Linked DNA regions of Homo sapiens: all the other regions are linked to region 3. The links are chromatin contacts, found by Hi-C in ENCODE. All regions are on one chromosome and are shown on one strand. The core of a region is the stretch at or near the end of the contact, and the rest is flanking DNA. Distances in the headings are between cores, read along the strand shown. Region 1 overlaps PRDM16 (PR/SET domain 16). Region 2 overlaps PRDM16 (PR/SET domain 16). Region 3 holds the start of PRDM16 (PR/SET domain 16).

Region 1 (2,946 bases), core at 223-2,722, 110 kb before region 3:
GGGTGGGTGGATGGATGGATGGATGCAGCCTGGTGTCTGCCAGAAGGGTCTTCCTGCTCTGAGGAGCTGTGCTGCCCTGCTCTGAAAGAGGCAGGACCCAGCATGAGGCAGCTCTTCCCCAAAGGCCACCTCAAGGTGTGAATGCCTCCAGGAGAACAGGGGATGAATGGATGGAGGGATGGATGGAAGAATAGATGGATGTATGGACAGATGGATAGATGGATGGATGGATGGATGGATGGACAGATGGTGGATGAATGCATAGATAGGTGGATGAATGGCTTGGTGGATAGATGAGGGGATAGATGGGTAAATGGATGGATGGATAGATGGATGGATGGATGGATGGATGGATAGATGAATGAGTGCATGGATGGGTTAATGAAGGAATGGATGAATGGATGGGTAGGTGAATCAATGGGTGGATGGATGGATGGATGGATGGTTGGATGGATGGATGAGGGGATGGATGGGTGGATAGATTTATAAGGGGATGGCTGGCTGGCTGGCTGGCTGGCTGGCTGCATGGATGGATGGGTGAGTGAGTGGATGGATGGATGGGGTAAGGGCAACCTCCAGGGCAGTTTCCAACAGAAGAGGTAGAAGGCAGGAGCCTCACTCCCACTTCTGACTTTCCTTCCCTAGCCGTGAAGCTCCATTAACACAACCCTGGCTCCTCTCTGCCCTTGACCCTGATCGGCTCATCTGAGAGGAACGTCTGGGCTTTCTCAGCCAGGCCCTGCCTCGGAGAAAGGGCTGGTTTCTCTGCTGCTTCTTCAGGGCTGACCGGCTGTCACCCTCCCTGCACCCATGTGGCGGGTGGGCAGGTCTGAGTTCTGGGACTTGGCCGGAGCTGTGCCTGGCTCCACGGGACTGCAGCTTCCACCTGAGGCTTGTTGGGGCCCCATCCTCTGGCTCCTCTTTTCCTTCTCAGAACCAAGCAGGGAGGAGTGCTGTGTAGTGGGTCAGAGACCTGGAGAATGTTCCCCCAACTGGGTGCCTATGAGTCCCCATGAGCAGTGAAGGGCCATCCTGCCCCCTGAACAAAACAGGGAGAGGGAGAGGTGGGCGCATCAGGCAGGCTGTGGTTGTGGGAGAGCTGATCGGGGAGAGCAGGCACGCACGGAGGCAACTTCTAGAGAAAAAATAGGGTGTTCCCATTCCTCACAGAGGATTCTGTACACCTACATCTCTGCCGAGTATACCCTGGTGAACAGAAGGCCCTTCTTCAGTGGGAGGGCTCCTGGAGCGGCAGGGTCATCCTGAAGGCCCCTTCCCAAAAACAGTTTGCTAGAAAGAGAAACTTGGGAACTGATGGAGTTCTATCTTGTTCTTCTGTCTTTAAAACTGTGCGGTAAAGGCAATAGCTTCTCCCCTCGCCCTGGATCTTGGCTTTGAGACAAGAACAAAGCTGTCGTAACTCCAGGAAATGGTGCTAGGAGGAGCCTTGGCCGCTGGTCCCACCTTCTGACCAGCCCGGGACCGCGGCTGCCCTGCGGCACTGGGACTCATTGGCATTCCCCTTCTGAGCGTCTGTGCCCAGAACCAAGCGGCCGCTATTAACACAGCAGATTGATAGCACTGAGAAAGCCGTTTCTGCAAACATGCTAAATATTAATATGATCAATTGCCGTTTCTATCTCAAACCTGCACCCGGGACCTGGCCCACAGAGACTGGGGAACGTTGAACCCCAGCTGCAGGGCTGATGAAGCCGAATTGTCATTAGGGCCCGGGAGAGCCTGGGAAGACGGAGCCCTGACCTCAGAGACAGGCTCCCAGCCCTCTTGGAGCCACCGAAGCACAGAAATTTCCCCAGCAAAGAGGTGGGGCTTCCTGCCTTATCTCCCCAATCCTGACCAGATGCAAACCCCCAGCCTGGCTACCTTCACACACACTCGCCTTTGTCGCAGACACGGAGGGAGGCAGGGACAGTCCACAGTGCTGCCTTCACTTTAGAGATGAAGGAAGCAGATTGAGACCCACTCCAGGGCTTGTCCAGGTCACACAGCAGGCAAGCACAGACCCTGCCCTTCTGACTCAGGGAGTCTCCACCAGCCCCCACTGTCACCCAGGCTGGCCAGCGGCTCCCAAGACTGTAACCAGTTGAATGATGTCACCCCAAAAGGTGCATTCAAGCCCTAACCCCCAGGCCTCAGAATGTGACCTGATTCGGAAATAAGGTCTTTATAGTGGTAATCAAGTTCAGGTGAGGTCACTAGGGAGGGCCCTAATTCAATGGGACTGATGTCCTTATAGGACAAGGAGAAGGACACAGAGACATGCCCAGGTGACACCCATATGATGACAGAGGCAGGGATTTGCCCCGAGCCAAGGAATGCCTGGAGCCACCAGAAGCTGGGAGAGGTGAGCGGGGACTCTTCCCCTAGGACCTCCAGAGGGAACAAGACCCTGTCCACAGCCTGGCTTTGTGTCTCTGGCCTCCGGAGTAGGAGCACACCCTTCGGTTGTTTCAGTCCATCCAGTTTGTGCTCTTTCGTTAAAGCAGACCCAAGACACTCACACAAAGACCAAAGCGACCATAGCACGGGCCATAGCACGGGCCCGGCCGAGAACACATGACCCTCCTTGCCAGCCCCTCTGGCTGTAACGTGCTCCTGGTGCCCTGAAGCAGGTTGTTGGCCCCCTTCTCTCAGAGGAAGAACAAAGGCTTTGCACCGGGAGCATAAACCACCCAGAGGAACCGCATTGCTGAGCACGGAGCCTCGGCCCCATGACAGCCTGGAGGATGTGTGACTGCCATTCACCCCACCAGGGGCCGGCCCTGAAGCTCGGAGAGAAGCACATCCGCTGCCAAGGGGAAGGGCAAACAGCCCCAGCCTCTGCGCAGCCCACGCCTCTGGGGCAGGCGGGTGGGCCTGGCTGCGCTGCACAGACCACCACAAAGTCCCACTGGGGTCCACGAAGCCACTGCCCACGAACGCCCC
Region 2 (3,166 bases), core at 665-3,164, 130 kb before region 3:
ACTGCAGGTGCAGGCACCAGAGGTGAATGAGCTGCCTCTCAGGCCTGTGCCAGCCCTGCCTGGCTCATGGGGCACGCTCCTCTAGGATGCCAAGGCTGTAGGATCACCCAAGGGACAATTGGACTGAGTGCCCACGACGAGCTGGGGCCGCTGTGATGGCTGGGGGCACACAGGAAGGAGGGGCCTGCCCTGCTCACAGCTGACATCTGGGAGCTGCAGGGGCAGAAAGGGCCCGCCTGGGGGTCGGGACCCTGGGCTCTTGTCCTGGGTCCACCCAGCCCATGGTCGCATATGACTCTTTCCCTCCCTGGGGCCCAGTTCATAACTGCACTGGGAGGGGGAGGAGATGGTGATGTCCCAAGGGGGACTCAGGTATGACAAGGGGCCCCTCCTATCTTAGCCATCACTCCATGCCCGGGGGCGCGTGGCTGGTCAGCCTCGGGCCGCCTCGTGCAGCTGTGGCCGGGGACAGGAGCCATGCTGATGAGCCAGTGGTGTGAAGCTCACCCCCCAGCCTCAGCGGCTGCACAGACCCCCCTGGGCAACAGTGGGGTCCCCCAGTGGACCCAGGCACCCGCCTCTTCGCAGCTCCAGCTTCTGCTCCTTCCACCTGCCCTGCTGAGGCCTGTGGTCAGGAAAGGCTCTGCTGCTACCCGTCAGCCTCGGCACCTTTAGGAAAAGCCTCTCTGGGCTCCCATGGGTAGGGGAGGAAGGAAGTTCAGGGCGGGCCCCTTTCCCAGGGCCTCCTCCTGGGCTGGACTCCTCCAAGTGCCCCACAATGATCGCTTCTCAGAATGCAGACTCCTGGGACCTCCCCCGGGAACTCTCAGCCAGTAGTAGGTAGAGAATGTGGCCTGGAATTGGGTGGGGGTCTCACAGGCTGACCATCTGGGTCAGGAACCCCTGCGGTTCCTGGCTGAACCCCTCTCTGGTGCCACGGGCACCCTGGGGCCACCGCAGAATCCCAGCTTCAGGCAGGGGCACCGGGCGGTGAGCCTCACTCTCTGCCAAGTGTCCCCAGCATTCTCAGGCCCCACAAGGGCCCATGGGTCTACATTTGGGACCTGCTTTCAAACAAGGGGACAGCAGCTTCTGAGAAAAAGTGGGGCTGAGGTCATGTTTACGACACAGAATTCCCCCAAGCCCAGAGAGGGCCATCGGCTGTAGTGAAGTCAAGTTCCAGGGCCCGGCTGGGTCAGGGACCTGCAGAGGACAGAGCCATGTTCAGGCAGGAGCATGAGGCACTGGGCCCAGGCAATCGGCCTGCAAGGCGCAGAGTTGAGACTGCCCCACCTACATGCTGTTAGTGGGGGCAGGAACCGGGTCTGGGCCCAGCTGCCGCCCCTGCTGGAGCTCACCTGTGCCTCTCCCACCTGGCAAGAGCCTGGCTGCCCCCAGTGAGCTCCTGCTGGGGTCACTGAGCGGGACCCACACCTGCCTCTGGGCCCCTGCATGGACAAACCTGGGGGCTGGGAGCTATTCCTTCCTTCTCAGCCCCGGGTTCCCCTGTCAGAGCGAGGGTGGCTGTGTCCTAATCACAGCACAGCTGGGAGGGTCCCAGTGTAGACAGAGCCTCACAGAGACCAGGGCACACGGCAGGTGCCCACCAGGCCCATACAGAGGCCACATGCCTCTGTCATACTCCCTTCACATCCAATCCTTATTTTCCCTAAGGAAGAAAGAAAGGGAGGAAGGAAAAGGGCAGGAGGCTCCGGAGCACCCTGTTCTCACAGGGAGCCTTGGGGGACCTAGGGGGAGGCTGGGCCACGCCCCCACGCAGAAGCCCTTCTCCCTCCTGCTTCTGGCAAAACCCTGAAGACATTTTCAGGCTGGCAGCCCTGATGATGTTTTCAGGTCTCTTGGTACAAGCGGCCGGTTCCTGAGTAAGGGTGGGCTCTGGGTGTCACTGGGACAGGGGGGGCGGGGCGTGTGGGATGCGATTGGCAAAATACTATTTAAGAAGTTGGTATTCACAGATGTCTCTCGAATATGAAAAGAAAATATTTATTTCCTTTTTCGCTTGTGAATCAGAATGCTCTATTTAAAGAAAGTCCCCTCTGCTGGGCTGCAGCGGAGTTATTACCCCTTAAGGAAGTAAAGGAGAGCCATCAGGGAGGTATTCTTAGTCATTCTCTCTCCTTTTTTCTAAAATTCCTTATATACCCGTGCCTCCGAGCCGGGCCGAAGATAGTGCAGGATTTCATGGCATTCTTGGGCTAAAAACGTCTAGGGCTGATGTCACGGTGCCGGGGGACATGGGAAGCCTGTGCTGTGACTCCTCCACGGCACTGCCGGCTTCTCCCGGAGCAACGCCGAGGCCCATGGGTTTCTCTGCATCCCTGTCCCCACGGTGGCCTCAGGCTCCGCACCATCCCACAGGGCCCCGTCTCTCTCCAAATCCCGACGCTGTGTGCCTCGCCGAGCTGCCCGGTGCTGGCTCCACGGGAACACTCCTCAGAGCATCCACTGGCCGGTGCGCTCACGGTTTTAGACGTGAGGCCTCCATAGAAACATCCAGAAGCTCCTGAGTGGGGAAGCGCGGCAAAGCTTCCTGGCCTCACGCAGAACTCTCCACGCAGAGTGGAGCAGCAGAGGTGCCCAGAGCCAGGCCACGTCCCGGGGCCGAGCCCACTCAACCGTGGGGGTGGTGTGGGCAGTGGAGCGTGCATCTGGGAACCTTGGAGAGAAAGGGCAGGCCAGGAACGAGTTTTGGCGTTTAGATGATAAAACGTGGGACTGAGAATACCAAGCCCTAATGTGTGGCGATCAGACGGTGGCGTGTGGCGGGGAGACGGTGGCGTGTGGCGGGGAGACGATGGCGTGTGGCGATCAGACGGTGGCATGTGGCGGGGAGACGGTGGCGTGTGGCGGGGAGACGGTGGCGTGTGGTGGGGAGACGGTGGCGTGTGGTGGGGAGACGGTGGCGTGTGGTGGGGAGACAGTGGCCAGTTGCCGCAGAGTCCAGCCTTGATATTATCAGACCTGCCCCAGCCTCCCTCCCTGAGACTCCAGCCTGAGCCGAGGTCCCCAGCACCTGCCATGGTCTACCCCTTCCCCTCTGTTGGAATTTAAAGGATAAGGCGTAATAGGGTGATCTAAGAGCTCAGCCAATGAGCGCCGGCTGCCCCCACAGCAGGCCAGCAAGGAGGGCTTATGGCGGGGCTCA
Region 3 (3,107 bases), core at 560-3,059:
AGGGCCCGCAACGCCGCGCACAGACAGCCCCTTCGCGTCGGCGGCGAAACGCCCGGTCTTGTTCGCACCAAGAGGGGTCAGAGGTCACGGGAGGCCGAGGCCGAGGGCACCCGGCAGCGGAGCGCGGCGGGAAGGGGGCGCCTCACCCAGGGGCCGGGAACGGCCGATGGCGGGGCGCAGGAGCGTCCGGCACAAACTCGGGAGCTGCTTTTCCCTGGTGCACAGAGCGCGGGGCCTACGGCCGCGGGGCAGCTGTTGGGACGAGCCGGGCGGGCCCCGAGCCGAGGGAGCGGAGCTTCGGAAAACCGCCGCGAGTCCCGCGCGCACCCGGCTCACGTTTGGGGGCTCGGCCCCGGGAGCTGCGAGGCCGGCCTGGAGGGACCCGGCCCCGGAGGCGCGGACGGAACGGCGTGGGTCGGGCGGGGACCTCGAGGGGAGCGGCCCGGGCGCCTCTTCTGCGGGTGGGCGGGCGGGCGGCCTGCAGAGGAGGGGGCGGCGGGAGCAGGCGGCGCCGATTCCGCTCCGCGCGGCGCTGGCCGCTTCGCTGCAGCCGGGGCTTCGGCGGGGCTGCGGGAGCCGCGCTGGCCGGGCCGCGGCTCCGCCTGTCCTCACCTGCCCGCCCGCCTCACCGCGGATGGCGCCGGCGACCGGGGCTGCGGGGTGCGCGCGGGCTGCTCGGAGGCGCTGTGGCGGGCGAGGGCGCGGGTGGCTGGAGCACCCGGCCCGCGGCAAGGACCGGCTGGCGGCAGGCGGGGCGCGCGGAGCCCGGGGCTCGGCCGAGACGGAGCGAAAGAGAAAGTAAGACCGAGGACCGGGCAGCCTGGCCGGGGCAGCTCTGTCCCCGCCGGGCCCGGCTGTGCCAGGCAAGCGGGTACAGAGGGGTCCACGCGGGCCCGAGGGCGGCAGCGGCGGGTCGGGAGGTGGCCGGGTGGGTCCCTCCTGTCGGAGGCACTGTCGCCCCGGCGGCCCGCGCAGGCTGCCGGCGTCCCAGAGGAGCGCCCTCCACCACGCGGGGCACAGCCGGGGATAAACTTCACGACCACAGTTCCCAGCCCGGGCAAAAGTCTCCATTTTGCTCCCCAAGTGGCTGCGGCTGTCCCGCCGTCGCCACCCCTGCCCCTGCGCCCGCGGAGCCGGGTGGGCGCCGGCCCGCGCCCCCTCCTCCGCCCCTCCCCGGCTCGGGGTCTCCCTCCTCTGCGCCCGGCTGGCGGACGCCAAAGGCGGTGCTCTAGCGCCCACTATTTCAAAAGCCCGGAATATGATTTGACCAGGACTGAGAGCCACTCGGAGAGAGAGAGGGAGAGAGCGAGCGGGGAGGAAAAAGTTGCTCTCCCCTTTCGTCAACTTTTCGCTAACTTTCACTTTTCGCTCCCCTCCACCCCCGGCCCTCCCCCTCCGCCCCCCTCCCCGGCCCCCACCGCGCGCCTCGGGTTCCCGGGCCCGAGCGCCTGACACTGGTGGGGGGGGAGGGGGTTCCGCGGGGAGGGGGCCGGCGCCTTCGGGGAGCGCGCGGCCCGGGCGCCCCGAGCCTCCGCGCCGAGCCCGGTCGCCCCGGAGCGCGGGAGGCGGAGCAGCCCCCCGGGCCGCGCGGCCGAGCCGGGGGCCCGGAGCCGCAGGCGCGCCGGCCGCGCCCCGACGCGCACCCCTGGCCCGGGCGCCCCGGCCCGGCGGCCCGGGCCCCGGCGGCGCGGCGCGGCCGAGCGCGGGAGACTTACTTTTGGCTAGCTTCCTCGCCCTCGCCTTGGATCGCATGGTGTCGGCTCGCGGAATCTCTCTCCTCCTCCTTGAGTCCAGAAGCAGCCACACACTATCTTCATCTCCCCAGCATTGTCAGTTTGGACACCTTCGCACATGCGCACAGAGCACTCAATCTGACACCCCTCGCCGGGGCCAAAAAAACTTTGCAATGTATTCATCATCCTCATCGTCGCGCCGCCGCCGCCGCCGCCGCCGCCTCGGCGCGGGATTGGGGGGCTCTCCTCGGCCTTCTCGGTCTTCGTCTCACTTATCTCTCCCCCCTCTCCCCCCCCCCCTTTTCAGCGCAGCTCGGAACTGGCCCTTTAAGAAAACATTCCGTGTTCGGCGCTCCCGCCCGGGGCCCGCACCCCGGACACTTTAAAAGGACCCAGGTGGCCCCGGAGGCGAGGTGACTATCCCCCCACCCTGCCCCTGCGTCGCGGCGCGTCGCGCTGCTGCTCCCGCCCCAGCCGGGGCCGAAGATGGGGCGGCGGCTGCGGTTTTCCACACGACTTCCTTGGATCTCGGGGCACACGCGCCGATAGTTCGGACGCGAGTCCGGGCTGGTTTTGCTCCGTTTTACTGCGTTTGATTACTAATTTAAAAGCTTTGCGTTCCCCGTCGCCCCGGCCCGCTTTTCTCCTGCATTCTCCCCTCGGCCCCCGTCCCCGCCCTGCGATCGCTGGAGGGGGCGTCGGGGCTCGCGCGCCAGAACCCGGCTCCTCCGAAGCCCCCTCCGGGCCCCACCGCCCCCCTCGCGCCTCCCGGCCCCCGCCTCCTCCCCTTCGCCCCCACCCAACGGCTGCTGCTTCGGGCTTCGCGGCTCAAAAACAACAGCGGAGGCGCCGCCAGCTCCGCGCTCCGCCACTGCCCAGGCCGGCGGGCGGCACTCGGACCCGCCGCCCTCGGTCCCTCGCGAGGCCACGGAGGCCAACACGCCTCGCACGGGGGGACAGCGCGGGGGCAGCCGTCCAAACACCAGGCGTCCTCGGCTGGTCGTCCCAGGGCGCCCGCACCTCTCCGCCCGCGCTCTCCTGCCGCCGCGCCCCCAAGGTGAGTACCCGGCTGCGCGAGCGCCCGAGCTGGGCCACCTTCGGGGACCCGGGCCACTGGGGACACTCCCCTCTGGCCTCTCGGGGCCCAGGTGCGTAGCGGGCGGAAAGGCCAGCGGCGCAGGTGGAGCAGCTCGGACGGGAGCCGACCAGACGCTTCCTCTTCCCCTGTAGCCCCCAAACTCCGAGGCGCTGCGGCGGAGGGGCCGGGCTGAGCGCAGGCAGGGTGGCCCGGGCCCAGGAGCCTGACGGCCTGAGTGCGGATTTCTCATCTGAGTATCTGGGAATCGAGAATGAATTGGAAGGAAACCGAGGCGC

What was found. A loop is a pair of places that touch in the nucleus more often than their neighbours do. Pooled maps may share reads with other maps.
Region 1: a map of tibial artery shows a loop between it and region 3 (5-fold over the local background). The contact joins the enhancer-like site here to the promoter of PRDM16 in region 3. A Hi-C loop is called at or near these places in 18 of 168 maps with a recorded cell type or tissue (Right ventricle myocardium inferior, aorta, ascending aorta and 7 more) and 18 of 50 pooled maps.
Region 2: a loop to region 3 is called in a pooled map, with 5 times the contacts of the local background. The contact joins the enhancer-like site here to the promoter of PRDM16 in region 3. A Hi-C loop is called at or near these places in 9 of 168 maps with a recorded cell type or tissue (aorta, ascending aorta, cardiac septum and 4 more) and 8 of 50 pooled maps.

The regions. Positions count from the first base shown.
Region 1 is chr1:3,173,562-3,176,507 of GRCh38, reverse strand. All of the region lies in intron 1 of PRDM16 (PR/SET domain 16), which reads right to left. Among named protein-coding and RNA genes, the nearest start is that of MIR4251, 47 kb to the right of the region's middle. Within about 2 kb of position 1,472, at least 14 of the 41 ENCODE cell types and tissues checked have a DNase peak (open chromatin) inside an H3K27ac peak, as active enhancers do; they include ascending aorta, heart left ventricle, heart right ventricle and 3 more, where a contact is called at or near this core.
Region 2 is chr1:3,194,344-3,197,509 of GRCh38, reverse strand. All of the region lies in intron 2 of PRDM16 (PR/SET domain 16), which reads right to left. LOC107984909 (a long non-coding RNA gene) reads right to left here. Exons shown (of 2, transcript XR_001737869.2): 2 at 1,984-2,677. Among named protein-coding and RNA genes, the nearest start is that of MIR4251, 68 kb to the right of the region's middle. Within about 2 kb of position 1,914, at least 2 of the 41 ENCODE cell types and tissues checked have a DNase peak (open chromatin) inside an H3K27ac peak, as active enhancers do; they include ascending aorta, where a contact is called at or near this core.
Region 3 is chr1:3,067,905-3,071,011 of GRCh38, reverse strand. PRDM16 (PR/SET domain 16) reads right to left here and starts at 1,809. Exons shown (of 17, transcript NM_022114.4): 1 at 1,716-1,809. The coding sequence starts at 1,752. It overlaps LOC124903827 (translation initiation factor IF-2), which reads left to right. Exons shown (of 5, transcript XM_047436614.1): 1 at 1-798; 2 at 2,041-2,790; 3 at 2,964-3,107. The coding sequence ends at 2,064. It also overlaps the pseudogene LOC100420339. RefSeq lists an enhancer at 2,916-3,107.